2 separate regions of the Homo sapiens genome follow, and region 1 is linked to region 2. Evidence: chromatin contacts called from ENCODE Hi-C or POLR2A ChIA-PET data. All regions are on one chromosome and are shown on one strand. The core of a region is the stretch at or near the end of the contact, and the rest is flanking DNA. Distances in the headings are between cores, read along the strand shown.

The links. A loop is a pair of places that touch in the nucleus more often than their neighbours do. ChIA-PET counts read pairs that join two places held with the same protein, here RNA polymerase II (POLR2A). Pooled maps may share reads with other maps.
Region 1: a map of OCI-LY7 shows a loop between it and region 2 (5-fold over the local background). The contact joins two enhancer-like sites. A Hi-C loop is called at or near these places in 13 of 168 maps with a recorded cell type or tissue (CD14-positive monocyte, Caco-2, HCT116 and 9 more), 15 of 37 single-sample maps with no recorded cell type and 20 of 50 pooled maps. POLR2A ChIA-PET finds 5 or more read pairs at or near these places in 1 of 52 experiments (activated T-cell).

The regions. Positions count from the first base shown.
Region 1 is chr5:10,700,031-10,704,105 of GRCh38, forward strand. All of the region lies in intron 2 of DAP (death associated protein), which reads right to left. Among named protein-coding and RNA genes, the nearest start is that of DAP-DT, 59 kb to the right of the region's middle. RefSeq lists enhancers at 1-323, 1-587, 2,857-3,579. Within about 2 kb of position 2,226, at least 17 of the 41 ENCODE cell types and tissues checked have a DNase peak (open chromatin) inside an H3K27ac peak, as active enhancers do.
Region 2 is chr5:10,448,792-10,453,265 of GRCh38, forward strand. It overlaps ROPN1L (rhophilin associated tail protein 1 like), which reads left to right. Exons shown (of 5, transcript NM_031916.5): 3 at 1,161-1,322. Among named protein-coding and RNA genes, the nearest start is that of ROPN1L, 9.2 kb to the left of the region's middle. Within about 2 kb of position 2,865, at least 2 of the 41 ENCODE cell types and tissues checked have a DNase peak (open chromatin) inside an H3K27ac peak, as active enhancers do.

The DNA.
Region 1 (4,075 bases), core at 976-3,475, 250 kb after region 2:
GGAGGGCACAACCTCGAGCATGAAGAGGGTAACCAGAATGGGGCCCTGGGTGGGCCCCTCCGCGGGCAGGATGTGACATACTTCTAGGGAGCATTAGGGCTCAATGGAAACTTTCCACTAAGACGTCAGAGGGGAATTGATGTGTAGTGTATAATCCTCACTTTGAGGCGCTATGTACACGTAGACATCTACATGAGAGCCTTCCTTCTTCCACATGGCTGGGCAGATAAGTCCACCCACCTGACTTCTGAGGCCCACTGAGAAGTGACAGAAAGTGCAAGAACAACACAGGTGCATTTCAGGAGAACTGCCACCACCATCTCTAAGGACAGCTGCAAGCCACCCTGCAAATGTTAATGAATTAGAATGCAAACTAAGGTTGGGGCCAAAGGAGGAACTGGAGGCTCTTTATTCTCCTTTTCACATCTGCTGGGACCTGTAGGAAGGGGAGTCGTTAGGGATGGGAGAAGGGAAGGAAATTTTCAGCTGAGGCACAGGTTCTGGTGGGGAGTTCTCACTGGCACTGTTGCGCCCCAGGGGCAGCGTGGATGTGTGGGGCATGGTAGTCAGCGTGCATGGATCTGTGCTCACCACCACTGTGCCTGGGCGCTTCCATCAGGTAAATATTCACTGAGCAACCACCCAGTGCCTGCCCAGTGCTGGGTGCTGGAGACCCAGGAGCCACCACCCAGATGGGGCCGGCCTTGCTGCGGCAAGAGGGTGCTGGGCTCTCTGCAGCATTATAGGACTCAAGGCTGACTTGACCTGCTTTGCAAACTAACCCAGGGCCCTTGTTTCTCTGGGTCACGTGCTATAGGTAAGATGGCCCTACTGTTTTACATTCTGTTATCTCAAACCAGAATACATTGGCTGACCAGCACAAGGCAGAATGTGTGAAAACAGAACTTTCCCAGAAAATCTGGGCCATGGGGCCCCTGCTCTGAATAGACGGGTGTGAAATGCCTGTGTCTGTGCTGTTCCATGCATCTGATGAACAAGCTGTCACCTTAGAAACCAGAGGGAAGAAGCCCACAGAGAGGTGAACACCCAGGAGGCAAACCATGGCATCTGGCTGGGGCATCCGGGTACTTGGTCAAGACCTGAAGCAACCATTGGCTATGAGGGCTTATTTCCCAAGGAAACAAAAAACGCAGTGTTTAAAGTGAGATACATGCATAAAGCACCCAGAGAAGTCATCTGCCTCTGTGTTGCTTGTTTAATAAAGGCAGGTGAAGATGGAACAGGAGCACTAACTCACAACACCGATTTAAAAGAAGTCAGCTGTATCATGGAGAACGCAAGTCAAAGAGGAGTTCTTTTCAAGCTCAAGATGCAATCTGCTGCTTTTCCTCAGCATTTGCCTCAATAAGGAACCAATTTGAATATTTTTAAACCCAGCATCTTTATGGTTCAGTAACGGGGCTGAGAGCCCTAAAATGGTTTTCAAGGATGTAAGTACAAACATACTGTGCATTGTAGTTTCCAATAATGATTGCAATGTCAGATGACATTGTATTTGTCTTCTATCAGTTTCTTAAAATAAATAAATAAATAAAAAGGTTGAGGGGGACGGGGGGCGGGGGGGCAGTGGGTGGTGCAACCAATCCCCTGCCATCTCGTCTCTGACCAGTAGAGGGAGAATGAACTTCATTCAGGGCAGCAAATTAGGCCTCAAGTTATCCCTAGGATGATGGTTATGTCCCTGATTCCCTGGGACGGTCTGGGTTCAGGCATTGGTCCTGGTGTTATTACTAGCAGTGCTTTCTTTCACTCTCAAAGCATGTCAGACTAAATATGCTGCATGGTCACTCCAAGCTGAGACACAGAATTCTGGTATGATCCTCAACTTTTCCGGGACACTTAAGTTTCATTTTTCATGGAAGAAATGCTCGGATTGCCTGTGCTTGGTTCCACCTTGATACTTGAGCCAGCTGATAAACAGCAACTTCAAGGCTGGCTCATGTTCTCTTTCCATCACTTTCCTTCCCCTCCAAGGGCAGGACTTATACTTTCCCAGCTGTGTTGCCATAAGAACTTCCCAACATGGCTTTAGGCTTATCACAACACAGCTTTAGGCTTCTGCACGCATGGCTCCCCTTCAAGGTCAAGGACCATGGTGGAATTTGTTGTGTGCCCAGCGCCTGGCACATGGTCTGGTGCGCACACATACTCAACAAATGCTTTGAGCACCAAATGACATCACCGGTCAGCGACCCTCAGCTTAGCACAAGTTTGTGGTCGTGGCCAGGCAGTGAATGAACCAGGGTGCTTAGCTGGAACTGTTTGTTGCTCATTTCTTAGGAATGAGTAACTCTCATGCCCTGCCCGCCTCAAAGGCTTGCAAAAGAGGCAAAAGAGCGATTAGAGATAGTGGATTTATTTTTGTGACCCGACAATCTGGCTGAGCTGGATCTGCTGGCCATGGGTTGATATCTGGAGTCCCCAAGCAAATGGGCCCTTCCTCCAGCTTTTGCCAGACTGACCTGGAAGATTGGCTTTTCTCCCTCTTTAGAGGGAGCTCAGGCTAACAGGTACTTCTTCAGATCTTTTCAAGGCAAACTTGAGAATGGTGATAGAGCCATGAGCTGAAGCTTAAATGATAAGCACAATTAGCTAGAGGCGGTAAGGAAAAGAGGGATGGGGTGTTATCAATGACCACATTCACGAGCCTGAATTAACGAATTCAACAGGAAAAACTCCATCTACCTTCTTTATGGCAACTCCTGGCAGCTGCCAACAACAGCTGGATGGCTTTGCAGGACTCTTGCCTAAACCAGAGAAAGACTAAGCATCAAAGGTAGCTCATCTTGTTAAGAAAGCATGTCTTTTTAATAAAGTGCGATGTCACTCATGACCAAAAAAACCCTTGCAAAAGGGACAGTAACATGCAGACAGATGTGCACCCTTACCCTGAGCATAAACGATCTGGCATGCCTTGCCTCCTCAGCCAGAGTCTCAAATGCCTGAAGAATCTGGGTCTTAAGTTTTCAACTTTCGTCTCCTTACCTAAGGCTACTCCACAATTTCTGGGTTTAGTCATCTGCAAGTGAATGCTGGGAAACAGCCTGTTTCTGTTGATTCCCCTTATCACCAAGCACCTAGGAGCAGGGCTCTGTGAGGAATGACTCACTCTGGGCAGTAGGACACATCTTACAAAGCAGGGGTGCTCCCAAAATAGGGAGCTTACTTGTTGGGACACAGTAAGATGTTTTTCCCTTTAGAAACAATATGAATGATGCTTAGGTTCCTAAACTGTCTCAGAAGACACGTAATCCAAGTGTAGGCTGTGAAATGCTAGTGTGCTGAGTTGGGGCTGAGAGCTGGGCCTGGCTGGCTGTGGGCTTCTACAGAGTAGTTGCAGCCCTGTGCACAGGCAGGGGGGGTGTCACCGACTCGCATGTGGGCAGGTCTTTGCTGCGCATCAGGTGCTTTAAGCTTCGGAACAACTGTGCAGGATTCTATTTTAGTATTCTGGAAGCATCATTGAGGAAGTAGTCCAGTGAAGTTAGCTCTAAAAAAACTCTTTACTCTAACAATTAAAAGAAATATGCCAAAGGATCCATAAGGGATGAATAAATTATTAAACTATTAAGAAGTTGCTATAAATATGCAGTGTTAATTCAATAATTCATAACGGACTGGTACAACAAGATTTTTTAAGGCTCATAAAATACTGCTGGCTTTGGCAGTAGCTAGTGTCCTGGGGCTCATGCCAATTGCTTCTTTACACAGCAGCCTGGGTGTGGGGGGCACAGGGAGCCTTCCCCTGGCTGGCTGCCCAAGGACTCCAGGTAGAGGACAGCGCAGGGCGTGGCTGTGGGGATGTGCCTTCACTGCCTCTCCAGCCTTGCTGGGGGCCAGGCACTGGCTTGTCTCTATGGCTTCACAAAAAATACAGCAGCGGTGAAGAGGGGGAGAATTCACAGCACCATGCTGTGGCAGAAAGCAGCATCCCGAGGGCTGGGCAACCTCTTGCCTGAACCTGGGAACAGGGCGTCCTGCCTGTCAAATACCAGCCAGCCTGGTGACCTTCATCTCCACAGGTGCCTTTGTACCCCAGAGTTTCCTTTATAGT
Region 2 (4,474 bases), core at 1,615-4,114:
GAAGGCGGGGCTGGCCTTTGGCCCCCAAGGTGGGCAGCAGCCTCTGGTGTCCAGTGCTGTGGAGAGCCTGGGCCCCCTTCCTGCCTTGCGCTTCTTTGCCCCACACGCCATCCTGTTTTTACAGACGTGAGTTACTAGAAAGTGGGTCACGGAGCAAGGCTAGGCCTTCCTCATGACTCGGTTCTTTTGCTAAAAGAGACACCAGTGGCATAACCTTGATTTTCAAACTGACTTATCCCCATTCTACACTGTGAAGTACTGTGCTTCTGCGCAGGATACAGTGAATTCTGAAACTAGGACTACCTTAAGGGAAGCAAAGAACTCTTGAATGGTGTAGCTTGCGAAAAGACATGCTGAAATTGCTCAAAGCCTTTTCATCCAGGATACTGCTAGCAGATTGCAGAAGTTTTCAGTTTTGATAGATTGTTTAAAATAGTAGAAGGAAGGCCGGGCATGGTGGCTCATGCCTTTAATCCCAGTACTTTGGGAGGCTGAGGCGGGCAGATCACTTGAGGTCAGGAGTTCAAGACCAGCCTGGCCAACAAGGTGAAACTTTGTCTCCAATAAAAATACAAAACTTAACAGGGCGTGGTGGTGCGCACCTGTAATCCCAGCTACTTGGGAGGCTGAGGCGGAAGAATTACTTAACCCTGGGAGGTGGAGGTTGCAGTGAGCCGAAATCATGCCGCTGCACTCCAGCCTGGGCAACAGAATGAGACTGTCCAAAAATTAACAAATAAATATATAATAGAAGAAATACATTTATTTTCAGTTTTAAGATCTCTCCTATCTAACTGTTAATGTGATTAGGGGCTGGATTTTTAAAATGTTTTTTACTGAGCTTTATTTTTTATTGTGAAGCATTTCAGACAGATAGTGGAGTATCGTATACTCAATATCAGTATGCCTGTTTCATTAAGTCATAACATGATGCCGTATTCGCTTCACCGTCCTTTTTTCATTTAATAAATAAAAGGTTGCCGCTCGCTGCCTTCCCTGCCTTCCCTCCCCAGGGCTGACAGAACCCCCTGTCATGCATTTGGAGTTCATCTGTCCCCTGCATGGGGCGGGTTACTTGGTGTGTGTTGAATATTCACAGCATTCATTGTTTCCCAGGTTTTAAAACATACATAAATTGTCATGCTGTGTTTTCCAAACAGTGTCACCACAAGCGGTATGTGGAATTAACAGATCTTGAGCAGAAGTGGAAGAACTTGTGCCTGCCGAAGGAAAAATTCAAAGCGCTCTTACAACTGGATCCTTGTGAAAACAAAATCAAGTGGATAAACTTTTTAGCGCTTGGATGCAGCATGCTTGGTGGGGTATGTACCTATAAACAGCATATTAATAATTCTGTGTCATCATGGTCCCAGCTTAAAAATAATTTAGGTTTCAGTAACTAAAGGAAACACTTTAGTAACTTTGTCTTAGAAAAGCATTTCCCCCTGCTCCAGGCCTATTATATTAATATTTTCAGGTGTACAGTTATTTTAATTTACAGAAATTATTTATGAATGCCTCAATTTAAAAGTTAATAGTAGATGAAAGATATGGATACTATTAAAATATATTTAGGTTTTAGAAGAAAATGCATCAATGACTTTTTAAAACTACAAATCATTTTGTAAACTGATAACTGTTTTGCTCATCTGTGGAAAGAGGCATACAATTATTTTCTACTTTAGTAGAAATCTATTATTATTATTTATTTATTCATTTTTTTTGAGATGGAGTTTTGCTGTTGTTGCCCAGGCTGGAGTACAATGGCGCAATCTCGGCTCACCGCAACCTCCGCCTCCCAGGTTCAAGCGATTCCCTGTCTCAGCCTCCCGAGTTGCTGATAGCTGGGATTACAGGCATGTGCCACCATGCCTGGCTAATTTTGTATTTTTAGTAGAGACGGGGTTTCTCCATGTTGGTCAGGCTGGTCTCGAACTCCTGACCTCAGGTGATCTGCCCACCTTGGCCTCCCAAAGTGTTGGGATTACAGGCGTGAGCCACCGCGCCGGCCTTAGAAATCTATTATTAATAACTAATAGATACAGTGAGATTTTGCTGATGTTTGAGTATAAGCCAAGCAACTTAGGAATAAGACATGATCCTCCAGGTGACGAGGCGAGCCTGGGAGGTCGGGGCGAGAAGGGAGAGGTTGGAGCTGGGATGATGTTGGCAGGGCTTCCTTTGCAAACCCAGAGTCAGTCTTCTCAGCTAAAGTCTTGCTGTGAGACATGGTGGTTGGGTGAAGGAAGAGTAACCAGGCATCTGCCATGTGAAGCTTATGAAGAAAGGAGGCAGAGAAAGGAGAACCAGCTCCCTTTACTACATAGATGAACAATTTGATTTTCCCCCCTCCCTTCAGTCTGTGGCCCCAGTGTGTATAACTGGTCCTTGCTTCACAGCCCTCACTCAGCTTTGCTCCATGCACAGAGCTCTTTCATTCCATTTTCATTAAAACAAATTACTTGAAATGGGTGGTGGTAAACACCCGCAAGGCTACCCAATGTGGCCACTAATGCACCAACAGTCACTTCCAACCACCTGTGGCCTCCTCCCATGTCCTGTCCCCCTGCCTGGTGGCCTGAAGCAATGACATTTCTGAAGTTCCTGCTTCTCGCTTCCTGACCTCTGAAACACATGCTTCTATGTGTCCCGCAAGAGGTACACTGTGGAATTTTAGTTGGTTTTGACTTGATGAAAAGACATTTGTGTTGTCAGTAATTTTCTGAAATTTTCATCCTAAATTATATGACTAGATGTATTCATCTGTACATCACAGGCCACGTTGTTCATTCCCTTCCTTCGCCATGTCACATCTGAGTGTGGCGCAGTTCACCAGCTCTGCAGATGGCCCCAGTGGGAAGCTCCGTGCCCTCAGGGAGTCGGGTGTGGTGTGGCTGTAGAATGAGCAAGAGTTTTGTTGTGTAACTGCTCAAAGGCAATGGAGGTGCTTCCTGTCAGCCCCGGGCTAATTGTGCCAAGGCCTGGATGTTGGCAGGCATGGTACCCTCCAGTAGCAAGGACAGGTGCAGATGGCACCAGGGGAGTGTCTCAGGGGTATTATCAAGATAGACAAAGGCAAATACTTTTAATTATTGGAGACATTTTTATGTCACTTTGTTAATCTGGAACTCTGTGAAATCTATCTATCTATCTATCTATCTGTCTATCTATCTAATCTATCTATCTATATCTGTATCTAGCTATATGTTTTTTGAGATGGAGTCTCACTGTGTCACCCAGGTTGGAGTGCAATGGTGTGATCTTGACTCACTGCAACCTCCCAGGTTCAAGTGATTCTCCTGCCTCAGCCTCCCGAGTAGCTGGGATTACAGGCATGCACCACCATGCTCAGCTAATTCTTGTACTTTTAGTAGAGATGGGGTTTCACCATGTTGGCCTGGCTGGTCTTGAACTCCTGACCTCAGGTGATCTACCAGCCTCAGGTTCTGGGATTATAGATTACAGGTGTAAGCCACTGCACCCAGCCTAAAGTATATGTGTGTGTGTGTGTGTGTGTGTGTGTCTGTGTGTGTGTGTGTGTGTGTGTGTATTTTTTTTTTTTTGAGACAGAGTCTTGCTCTGTCACCCAGGCTGTAGTGCAGTGGTGCGATCTGGGCTCACTGCCACCTCCGCCTCCCAGGTTCAAGTGATTTCCATGCCTCAGCCTCCCAAGTAGCTGGGATTACAGGCATGGACCTCCACGCCTGGCTAATTTTTTGTATTTTTAGTAGAGACAGCGTTTCACCATGTTGGCCTGGCTGATCTTGTACTCCTGACCTCAGGTGATCTGCCCGCCTCGGCCTCCCAAAATGCTGGGATTACAGGTGTGAGCCACTGCACCCGGCCCTGAAATCGATATGTTAACAATATAAAATTGTATGCAATGTTTGAATTAATGTTGGTGGTTTCTGCCTCTAAGCTTAGTTGTAAAATTTTGATTTTAAAATGATGAGAAAGTAGAATAATTCATGTTTTTGGATCCATCTTTATAGTTTTCACCTTCCTAATTGTGAAAATTAAGCACTAGATTTAAAACACAATTGAATCTGATTTGAAAAATAAGGCCTCTTGTCCATGTAGAGTGTGTGACACTAGATGGAGACATTGTGTTAAGGATAGAGCTTGGCCGTCTAAGCTGACTCCTGGGGAAGAGACATCACAAACAGCACACATTCTTTTGGGTTCTTCCTATCATAGAGAATAAATTGACACCAGGAATCATGCTGTGCATCACTGCGGGTTCCTGCCTGTCTCCTGACTTGAGCCACCTTTGCCAGCAGGACTCCAGATTTGCCCTTGACTCCTTCCATAGGTGCTGGAGGCCTCTCCTGGTTGTAGAAAGCCACAGCCACCCTCTGCTCTGGTCCAGTGCGGCTGTAGACTCAGGGTCAGGTTCAAGTGTGGAAGCTGACCTCTCCTCCCTCAGAGGAGCGTGTGCTCGTCTGGGGTCCATGTCTGCTGCCAGGGATGCCTG